2 separate regions of the Homo sapiens genome follow, and region 2 is linked to region 1. The links are chromatin loops, found by intact Hi-C in ENCODE. Cell type or tissue: endothelial cell of umbilical vein. All regions are shown on one strand. Each heading gives the region's core, and the rest is flanking DNA. Links, peaks and the distances in the headings are about the cores only.

Evidence for each region. Peaks named below come from ENCODE experiments on the same cell type or tissue, not always from the same donor. Only the 100,000 strongest peaks of a DNase experiment are listed, where the experiment ranks them.
Region 2: it touches region 1 in a loop (5-fold over the local background); 4 of 110 quality-filtered maps call a loop at or near these places.

What each region holds. Positions count from the first base shown.
Region 1 is chr10:14,576,006-14,581,384 of GRCh38, forward strand. All of the region lies in intron 2 of FAM107B (family with sequence similarity 107 member B), which reads right to left. Among named protein-coding and RNA genes, the nearest start is that of MIR1265, 140 kb to the left of the region's middle. In endothelial cell of umbilical vein, for the core only: no CTCF peak of the experiment used is centred there; a DNase peak (open chromatin) is centred at 2,516; H3K27ac peaks cover 5,000 bases.
Region 2 is chr10:14,504,550-14,509,928 of GRCh38, forward strand. No RefSeq gene overlaps it. Among named protein-coding and RNA genes, the nearest start is that of MIR1265, 71 kb to the left of the region's middle. RefSeq lists enhancers at 2,106-3,377, 2,623-2,682. In endothelial cell of umbilical vein, for the core only: no CTCF peak of the experiment used is centred there; DNase peaks (open chromatin) are centred at 2,802, 3,372 and 4,392.

The DNA of each region.
Region 1 (5,379 bases), core at 206-5,205:
CTGTACGATTCCATTTATATGAGCTCCCTAGAAGAGTCAAACTCACAGAAAGTAGAATGCTGCTTCCCAGGGGCTGGGAGAAGGGAATGGGGAGGAATTGTATTATGGTTACCGAGTTTTGGTTTGGGATGATGAAAAAGTTCTGGAGATGGATGGTGGAGATGGTTGCACGGCAGTGTGGTTAAAATGGTTTACCTCGTTGTGTATATTTCACCACGATTTTTTAAAAAGCCACTGAGTTGGCCACGTGCAGTGGCTCACGCCTGCAATCCCAGCACTTTGGGAGGCCGAGGCGGGTGGATCACGAGGTCAGGAGTTCGAGACCAGCCTGGCAAACATGGTGAAACCCCGTCTCTACTGAAAATTCAAAAATTAGCTGGGCGTGGTGGTGGGCACCTGTCATCCCAGCTATTCAGAAGTCTGAGGTAGGCGAATCATTTGAACCCGGGAGGCGGAGGCTGCAGTGAGGGAAGATCACGCAATTGCACTCCAGCCTAGGCAACAGTGCAAGACTACATCTCAAAAACAACAACAACAACAACAACAAAAAGCCACTGAGTTAGAAAGCAGTGAACAGTGGGAAAACTCTCACAAAATTATGGCTTTCTGTACTATGTGATATTAGTAAAACTGGCACAATTGGAACCAAACATTTACAGTAGTATTCTGTGGCATTAGAATTCTAACAGTGCAAACACATCTTTGTACTTTATTTTTTTCTATCTATAAAACAGGAATAAGGCTACTTACTACAAAATGAAAGAAGATTGCAAGTCCCAAAAACCGTTTTATTAGAAAAGTTGAGAATACCAATGAAAACCTAGTTAAGAACAGAAATGATTAGATCCCTGAATAGAGAAGGGGTATTTTAGATTAAATCTTCCCAGAGTATTTGGGATCAGTAATGTGTTGCCTCTATTAAACACGACGAAAAAACAGCAACACTGATTACAAGCAGAATGGAAAAAATACATAATAATGCATGGCTTTTTTGATCAATAATTGTTTCTTCATATTGTCAATGTATGCTTACAAAGAAGTTTCTCTATTCAAATGCTTCCATTCACTGACAGAACACTGCTTATGATGAAATCTTACAGAAAACATGCATGCCTTTTATGGCTGGATATGCCTCCTTGCCTCACAGGGCCCAACTGAGACAATATTCTAATTGCGTATTCTCGATGTGTACTTACAAAGGTGTTTCTCTGTCAAATCCTTCCATTCTCTGACAGAAAACAGTTTATGATACATCTTAAAGAAAGCATGCTCATATTTGCATTCTATTGCTGGATTTTTCTGCTTGGCCTCATGGGGCCCAATGGAGAAAGAATCATGTTCTAATAACGTATTCTCGATGTGTGCTTACCAAGGTGTTTCTCTGTCAAACTCTTCCGTTCACGGAAAGAAAACAGCTTCACGTGAATCTTTAAAAAAGCGAGCTTACGTTTGCCTTTTACAGCTACGTATATAAACTTGCATAGTACGAAGAAATAAAAAAAAATGTTCTAGTCTTAAAAATTGTTTCTTTTTAAAAACTGTATTTCCGAAGGTATACAGATCAATATCAGAGTGTTAGCCCCTGATTTTCAGGTTGAGATCCTGGGATTTCAGCTCCCAAGATGGCAGGAGAGGCCTTGTTCTCTAACGCTAATCTCAGCTCATTTCCAAGTGCCAAGCCTTGAAACTCAGATCTGTAAACCTCTGCTTATAACGTAACAACACAGGTCCACATTAATAACCATGATGAAGCAGGCCCAATGTTTTTAACCCCCAATGTGAACAAAAGTATTTACTTATAATCTAGTTTTCTGTGCATTCTCTAATACTGAAGTCGTTTCTCTTTAAGATAAACATTTTAGGACAGTTAATATTTCTGTAACTGCAGCCAGCCAGGAAATACATTGAGTTACACGAAGTTTTTTATTAAAGGTGGTATGGCTAATGCCACCTAAAAATGGCTCCCTTCCCCCAGTTCTTCCCAGTGGAACTTAGTCCTAAAGCTGACACCCATTTTCATGTTTAAATAAGAGCTTCACAGGGCTCTCAACCTCCACATCCAGAGCCAGGGCGTGCGGGTACAAAGCTTTCTTTCCATTTGGAAAAGTTCATTAAATGAAATGGTAACGAACTCCGCTTCCAAGCAGAATGAGCAACTACGCTAACATTTCTGTTAACTGCAAGCAGGTGCCAGCCTCCCTAATGACAGGAAGTTCCCTGAGGGCGAATATCCTGCACTTATCTGTGCCCTGGATGCTGGATCCTTCATTTGGAGTTGAACAAACATCAGTTGAATTAATACATTCCATAAACTCAATCCAGTCTCACTCATCTGTCTTCACTCTGCCAAACCTCTTTGAGTAATTTCCTCAACGTTAGAAATATAGTGAAGAAAAGTCTAGAATAAACAAGTTGCTTCCCTATCACGGAGGCACATTTCCTTCGGAGATTCTGAAATAACACTACTGGCTTATAAATATGACAAGCCTTCACTGGGGAAAAAAAAGAGATCCATCAGACTTGCCGAGAGAGGGGACCTTGCCAAATTGCTCACTTTCTGGTCCTGTTTATAGAGTGAGTGATAGCAGTCTTCATTTGCGACATATTTTCCGGAGTCCGGAAGCAGCTACTGGCCATTCAGAAGGCAAGAAGACCTCACCAACTGCACCCTCGGTCACAAGAAAGAATTATTTACTTGGGAATTCCTGTTCAGCAAAAGAAAAACAGAACTATTTAAGAAGAGATTAGAACAAGGAAGAATGGGGCAGAAGAGAAGTATGCATACCATTCCTGGCAAATCATTGTTGGGAACAAACAATGACGATCAAATTTTAATCTAAAGAATGCCGCAAGTTAGCTCACCTGTGGTTTATCACTACCCCAAGTACTGATTACTCAATCAGGGTCTCCAAAAAGTATAGCATGTTTTCGTTCAAACGCAAGCTAAAAATGACAGCCTTGTTCACACATTGTAAGACTTTACCTAAATTATAACGAAGAGAAAAAAAAGCTACACTCCTTTTCTATTAATATATACAAGCCTCTCAGGAAAATTCCCGGTGACAAACACCTAGAAAAAACCCATTCGTTGTATGAAGCACTCGGCTCAAGTCCATAAATTGATTTTCTAAGATGTTATCTTAATTTGCTTCTGAAATAATTACCAATTTGACATACCAATTGTGAAAATTAATTTTTTTAAATGTAAGCTTCTCCAAAGAAGGGTCGGCCAGCTAAGCATCATTTGGAAACACCCATACCAATTAGTAGAATTCCTTGAACAGAGGAAGGCACTAAGTCAATGAATGAAAACAAACTAAACTCTTTTGGAAACAGCAATGCTGAAGAAACCGTATATTCAATCTTCAGAAGCCAGTTACCCGGTTGCTGTAAAGCAGTGCATATCTAAACCCTCTATTGCAAAGTAACCAAAATCTCACAATTAGAATAAACAGAGGAAACCAGTGAGAGGGTCATCTCAAAACCGTTCCTACCTCTCTACCTGGCTGGTAACTGCCCTAAAATTGCAACCCTGGGCTTTATCAAGCAAAGAAATGGAAATTCTACTTAAGCAAATCCAGAAATTTCTGTTAGTTGCATTACCCAAGTAAAAGCACACAAGGGCAACAGAATTTCAAAACCAAGTTTGTTACTCAATACCCCATATTAGGAGATAAGAGGAGGATAAAACTGTTCTGTCATTCACTAGTTCCTTCCAAAAAAGATTTGGAGTGTGTTAAAAGTCATACATGTCTCATGCCTGTAATCCCAGCATTTGGGAGGCTGAGGACAGATCACTTGAGGTCAGGAGTTCGAGACCAGCCTGGCCAATACGGTGAAACCCCATCTCTACTAAAAATACAAAAATTAGCCAAGCATGATGGCAGGCACCTGCAGTCCCAGATACTTGGGAGGCTGAGGCAGAAGAATTGCTTGAACCCAGGAAGCAGAAGTTGCAGTGAGCTGAGATCATGCCATTACACTCCAGCATGTGTTACAGCAAGACTTCATTTCAAAAAAAAAAAAAAAGTCATACATTCAACTAGGTAAATAAAATAACATTAGAAAGCCAGGCTGGGTGCGGTGGCTCAAGCCTGTAATCCCAGCACTTTGGGAGGCCCAGGTGGGTGGATCATGAGGTCAGGAGATCAAGACCATCCTGGCTAATATGGTGAAACCCTGTCTCTACTAAAAATCCAAAAAAATTAGCTGGGCATGGTGGTGGGTGCCTGTAGCCCCAGCTACTTGGGAGGCTGAGACAGGAGAATGGCGTGAACCCAGGAGGTGGAGCTTGCAGTGAGCCGAGATCATGCCACTGCACTCCAGCCTGCACGACAGAGCAAGACTCCGTGCCAAAAAAAAAAGTAAGTAAGTCAAGGCCACCCTACAAAAGAAACAGCAAGTGGTACACACAAGGGCTAATATAATTTCCAGATCTCTGTATTAAGTGTGGTTTTGAGTTTCCTGGGGGCCAGGACCAAAAATAAAAAGGTACATACTATACATTCTTAGAAAAAAAAATAAGTATCCATCTTCTCAAGGAAAAGAAAAAATATCATGGTATGATTGTCTAAAAGAAGTTTTCCACATGGAATGTTACACAAGGAACAGCGCACTACAGCATGGACAAAAGCCTTTATTCATTCATGCCAAATAAAAGCATACTGAACACATAGCTGTGTTTTATTAAAAAAAAAAAACTGTTAAAGGCCAAAGACATAGGATTATGCCTAGCCTTTAATTCACTGCTCTTTAAATCATTTTAATTCACTGAAAGAAAATGCTAGCAGGATCCTCACACTTGGCCTCCCAGGATCCTAACTTCATACCAAGATGGAACGTAATGTATTCTGCAGAACGTTCTTCCCAGAGATCATTTCCTTCTGTTGGCTTATTGAGAGCACAGTGATTAAAACCTCCAGAACTCTTACTCTGTTGCTTTGGTAAGTTCAATAAGCAATCTCACCTGGCTGAATGCACCTGAAGTTACAGCAAATCAGAGCAAGAACTAAAGCAAGTCTCTGCTGCTGGAAACAGCAGATACAAAACCCAAAGTCTATGAAATGTAGGTTCTAGCGGCCGGGCCAGGGGAGGAGGAGGACAGGCAATTTGCAAATGAGCACGCACATATCTGCAATCGGTCTGGTGCAGTGCTCGGAAGAAAAATAACAAGAGCTGAGTAAGAGAGCGTTGCGCGTCAGATGTCGCATTTATAAAGGGTGGCCCGGAGGCCTCTGCAGCACATTTGGCCCAAGTTTTCCTGACAGGGATCTGGAGAAACACAGAGGCCCTGGGCAAGCACCTGAATCGCTGCTTAGGGAAAACAGCAAAGAGGCCAATGTGGCTGCGGTAGGGTGCCACGAGGGAAGCGGCTGGAAC
Region 2 (5,379 bases), core at 277-5,276, 71 kb before region 1:
TTGATTATAGTGGACGATCCTTTTAATGTGGTGTTTAATTCCATTTGCTAACATTTTGTTGAGGATTTTTGCATCTATGTTAATCAAGAATAGTGGCCTGTAATTTTCTTTTCTTGTAATGTCTTTTTTTGGCTTTGATATCAAGGTAATACTGGCCTTGTAAAAAGATTTAAGAAGTGTTTCCTCCTCTTCAACTATCAGAAAGAGTTTAAGAATCAGTAATAGTTCTTTTTTAAATGTCCGATAAAATTCAGCAGTGAATCCATCAGGCCTTGAGTTTTTACTTTTTTTAAGAGATAGGGTCTCACTCTGTCACCCTGGCTGGAGTACAGTGGCACGATCATAGTTCACTGCAGCCTCAAACTCCTGAGCTCAAGTGTTTTTACTATCTCAGCCTCCCAAGTAACCAGGACAGCCACCAATTACCCTTAATGGGAAGGGGTCTCATTATGTTCCACAGGCTGGTGTTGAACTGGCCTCAGCCTCCCAAAGTGCTGGGATTACAGGTGTGAGCCACCATGCCCGACCCTGTGCTTTTCTTTGATGAGAGAGTTGTTTTTTTGTTTTTTGTTTTTTTCTTACTGATTCAAAGTCCTTACTCATTACTGGTCTCTTCAGACTGTCTACTTTTCTATGATTCAATCTTGATAGGTTAGATGTCTCTAGGAATTTATCCACTTCTTCTAGGTTATCCAATTAAAATTCCACTCTTTTTAATCTATCTTCTTTTTGGCTAAGAATAATTTTTAATCTATCTTCTTTTTGACTAAGAATAATTATTTTAGACCTCTTGATTTTTATCACTAGCTCTTTTCCTGGCTCACTTCAGTAGAATCACATATGAGAACAGGTAAAAAGCAACAGTCAGCTTGAGAGGCAGCTGCTGCCCAACATTCTATTGAAAAGAACACAAAGGTTCATTCTGTATACAGTAAATTTGTGCTCAAGCTCTTAATGTCTTTAAGACATTATCATGGTGGCGGCATAGAGGACAATAGTAGAATACAGTGATTAAAAGCATAAACTTTGATATTAGTCAAACTGGATTTGAGTCCTGGTTCTGCCATATATTGACCATGTGAACTCTGGGAAGTTCACTTATTGATTCAACAAATATGTGTTGAGTGCCTACTGTATGCCAAGCCCTAAATGGAGAATACTGCAGTGAACAAGGCAGATATTATACCCAACTTCGTAGCTCATATACATAAGAGAGACATTAAGTAATTACACAAGGATTAATTTACCTAATGTTGCAAAGAAGAAGTAAAACTGTGTTATGAGATTGATTTGACCTGCTCTGCACAGTTCAGAAAGCTTCCCTAAGGAAGTTGGGATCTAAGGGTCCAACATGAGTTAACTAAGCACAAAGGGGAGAATGAGAACTTTGAGGAAAGGCAGTTGGTAGGTGGGAAAGCCCTGGAGCAGAGAGGAGGCTGGTAAGTCTGGAACAAGGAGAACAAAGGCAGAGGTACAAGAGGAGTTGGCGATGCAAGCAGGGGCCAGAGCATGATGGGCCTGGAGGCCATGTTAAGGATTTTGGTCTTTGCCCTAAAATCAATGGGAAGTCTTCAAGCAAGGGAGGAACACAGTCAGATTTGCCTTTGCTAAAGATCATTTGGACTTCTTTGGAGAGCACAAAGCAGACTGAGGCAAAAGTGACAGGAGGACCCACCAGGAAGCTGCTGTTCTAAAATGGGTAGTGGGATTGCAGAGGAGTGGAGAAATTCACTGGATATTTACAAGGTAGAGTGGAAAGAACTCCATTGGATATGGAGGGTGAGGCTGGGTCAAAGATGACTCCCAAATTTCCAAATTACAGGACTGGATGGAAAGTGGTGCCATTTACGAAGACTGGGACTGTGGATGAGGGCGAAATTTTGGAGGAGAAGGCCTTCAGTTCAGTTACAGTAGTCTACCTTAATATGCGATTTCACTTTACATGGCTTGACTGTTACCCACAGTCAACCACGGTTCGAAAATATTCAATGGAAAATTCCAGAAATAAACAATTCATAAGTTTTTAATCACAGGGCATTCAGAATAGTGTGATGAAATCTCACCCCATCCCACCCAGGATGGGAATCTTCCCTTTGTCCAGGATATCCACGAGGTCTACACTACTGGTCCATTAGTCACTCAGTAGCCATCTTGGTTATCAGATGGAAGAAACATAATATATAAAGGGTTTGGTACTATCCATGGTTTCAGGCACCCAATGAGAGTCTTGGAATTTACCCCCAAGGAGAAGCAGGGACCACTGTACTTAACTTTGGTGACCTTCAGTTCCCTCTCCTCTATAGTAGAGATGACAACAGGGTTCCCCCCATAGGAATATGGTGAGAATTCCATTAGATCCCAAATGTTAAGCACTGAGCATGGTGCCTGGCACATGGAGAGCAGCAATGGCTGGAGACTAATGTTCTGCTCATCAGCCATTAGGTGCAGAGGCACCTGTTTTCACAGCTCCCTGCCCTTCTCTTTGTACCACTCACTACAGTTGTCATTTTACATGCATTTCTGTGATTCTTTGAATAATATTTGTCTCCTCACTCCATTTTAAGCTCCAAAAAGGCAGAGGCTGATATGATTTTGCTCAGCATTGTATTCCCAATGCTGGGCATTGTGATGAAAATGGATAAACACACAGCCTGAGCAGGAAACACACACTTCCCCAGAGCCCCATTCATTCCTGCAACCAGGTACCCGCAGCAGGTGCATGGGGACAGCCAGCCATTTCGTTGTTATTGACTACGCCACAGCAAACCACACAGGTCTTCAGATTTCAATGCTAGGACGCAAATCAAAACTCACCCATAGCCTAACCTCAAGCACCTCAGGAAGTTCTTTGGATATAAACGACAGGTGTTTCCTAGCAACACTGCAAGCAGTTGTGCATCGGGGAGGCAGCAGGCTTATTTGCTGTTCCCACTTCCTGCTCTCCCTCTCCCCAGTGTCCTATTACTGCTACTCACAAAAAACCTGGCTTTTCAAACTGTTCAGTCATATTTTTTTGAAGAACAGTCTGGGAAGCACAGAGGAAGATCAAGAAGAAATAAAATTTACATTTAATTTAAAACATCATTTGAACCATTAATTTCCACGGCTTCCCTCGGAGAACATTAATACGAACATCTATCTAACAATAAAACCATTTGATTTAGTGTGTGTATTTTCTTTTCTTAATTTGCTCCTATAGTTCTTATCTTCGAAGTATTCATGTGGCATTTTATTTCATGTCTTATTATTTATTACATCTTATGCAATGTCTCATCTCTGAACAAGATTATAAACACCTCCAGTGCTGGAACTAGCTCCTAGCGAGATATCTTGTCAACATATTCAGTAAGCACGTGTGCCTAATTGATCTGACCGCTTATCTCTGAGAAACACTGAAATCACTGAGGAAGGAAAAGGGAATGGAAAGAAAGAGAGCAAACTCCAGCAAGTTCCCCTAGAGAGCAAAGCACCAACTCACTGAATTAAAGCCACATTGCAGCAGCTAGAATATTCCCTTCATGCATGTGACTTTGCACAGTGAATTTTTCTTCGTTGAGCTTATAGGCTGGCTATCAGCTCTAATGGAGGATCCTCCAAACCCTGATTCTGGTTCACAGCCTGTTGTGTAAGGTATTTCCCTCCTGGGTGGCATTTTTTTTTTTCTTTTTTGAGACAGAGTCCTGCTCTGTCACCAAGGCTGGAGTGCAGTAGCGCAATCTCAGCTCACTGCAATCTCTGCCGCCCAGGTTCAAGCGATTCTCCTGCCTCAGCCTCCAGAAGTAGCTGGGATTACAGGCACGCACCATCACACCCTGCTAATTTTTGTATTTTTAGCAGAGATGGGGTTTCCCCATGTTGGCCAGGCTGGTCTTGAACTCCTGACCTCAAGTGTTCTGCCCGCCTCAGCCTCCCAAAGTGCTGGGATTACAGGCGTTGAGTCACTGTGCCCAGCCTCACAGTAAATGTTTTTAATCATGCTACTTTCACTGTTTGTTGGCACCTGGCTAACACAGGTGCCATTATTTCCTGGAACCTCTTAAATGAGTAAATAACCACGGACAACCAACCAAGGAGGTCCCCATGAGATTGCACCTCAAGCTTCAACCATGAAGTCACAGCAGGGAAGGCTGCAGCCTCTACTCTCTGCTGCTAATTCTACCCTTAGCCAGCCTCTGTGACGGCTTCTATTAGGCCTCATAAATTAAATCCAAAGAGTCAGCATTTCTCCAGGGCTTGGCTAGCTCCTTTCCTAAGCGTCTATCTCAAGTATTCAACCAGAAGGAGCGGAAAGAGTAATAAATCGACTCTTAGTAATACGATGAAGGCCCCACCTGGTATCAAGGGAGAAGGGAAAGAGAATTCCATCGTCATCCAAGAAAGAACATCTGCCAAGAAGACCTTGACTGGCCAAGCTGGAGCTCTCCCAGGGCCCTGCGCGCACCGAGTAGCAGTATTTCATTACAGAGCTCCCGATTCCTCACTTCCAAGTCGCTTAGACCCCGGCCAATGAAAACAATAGGAGGAAAACCAGAGGGCTGTAACCGCAGTCACTGGAGTCCCAGGAGCAGCGGAAAACTCTAAAGGGCAATGCTGTTTTCATGGCGAAACCTACACCCCTCGGGTCACTTACGAGGAGCCCCAGCTCAGGTCTTTGTTCCACCCTTACGGGGTTGGCAAAAGCTCGAAACATTTCTCAGTGCCGCTCTGGAGTCAGAGCTTCTATTTTTTCGCTAGATCTTTTTTCCCTTCGATGATTTCAACTATAGGTCTGCATGTTTGGGGAACATTGAAACCGCTCTTGTATTCTTTCATGGGGTGTTCACTGTACACGTCAATAATTATGAAATTAACAGTGTTTAGAATTTAAGGGATAGTTTTGTATTAAGCAGACTTAGTTTCTAAGCTTTGCTTTTATGCCGTTTTAAACACTCGTGATTCAGGGACTCATTCTGATTGTATACAATTTTAAATACATACTGATATTGGTCAGGCGCGGTGGCTTACACCTGTAATCCCAGCACTTTGGGAGGCTGAGGAGGGTGAATTGCTTGAGCCCAGGAGTTTGAGACCAGCCTGGGCAAGATAGTCAGAGACCGTCTCCACAAAAAATAGAAAAATTAGCCAGGTGTGGTGGCGAGTGCCTGTAGTGCCAGCTACACGGGAAGCTGAGGTAGGAGAATCACCTGAGCCTGGGAGGTTGAGGCTGCAGCGGGCTGTGATCAACTCATTGCCTGGGCGACAGTGAGACCCTGTCTTGGGAAAAAAAAAAGATCACAAATATGCAGATTACATACAGAAGCCACTCTATTTCTGGCCTTAAATTCCTTCCCTCCCCTAGAAGTAGCCACTGTTAATATGTTGGGTAAACTTCCAGTCCTA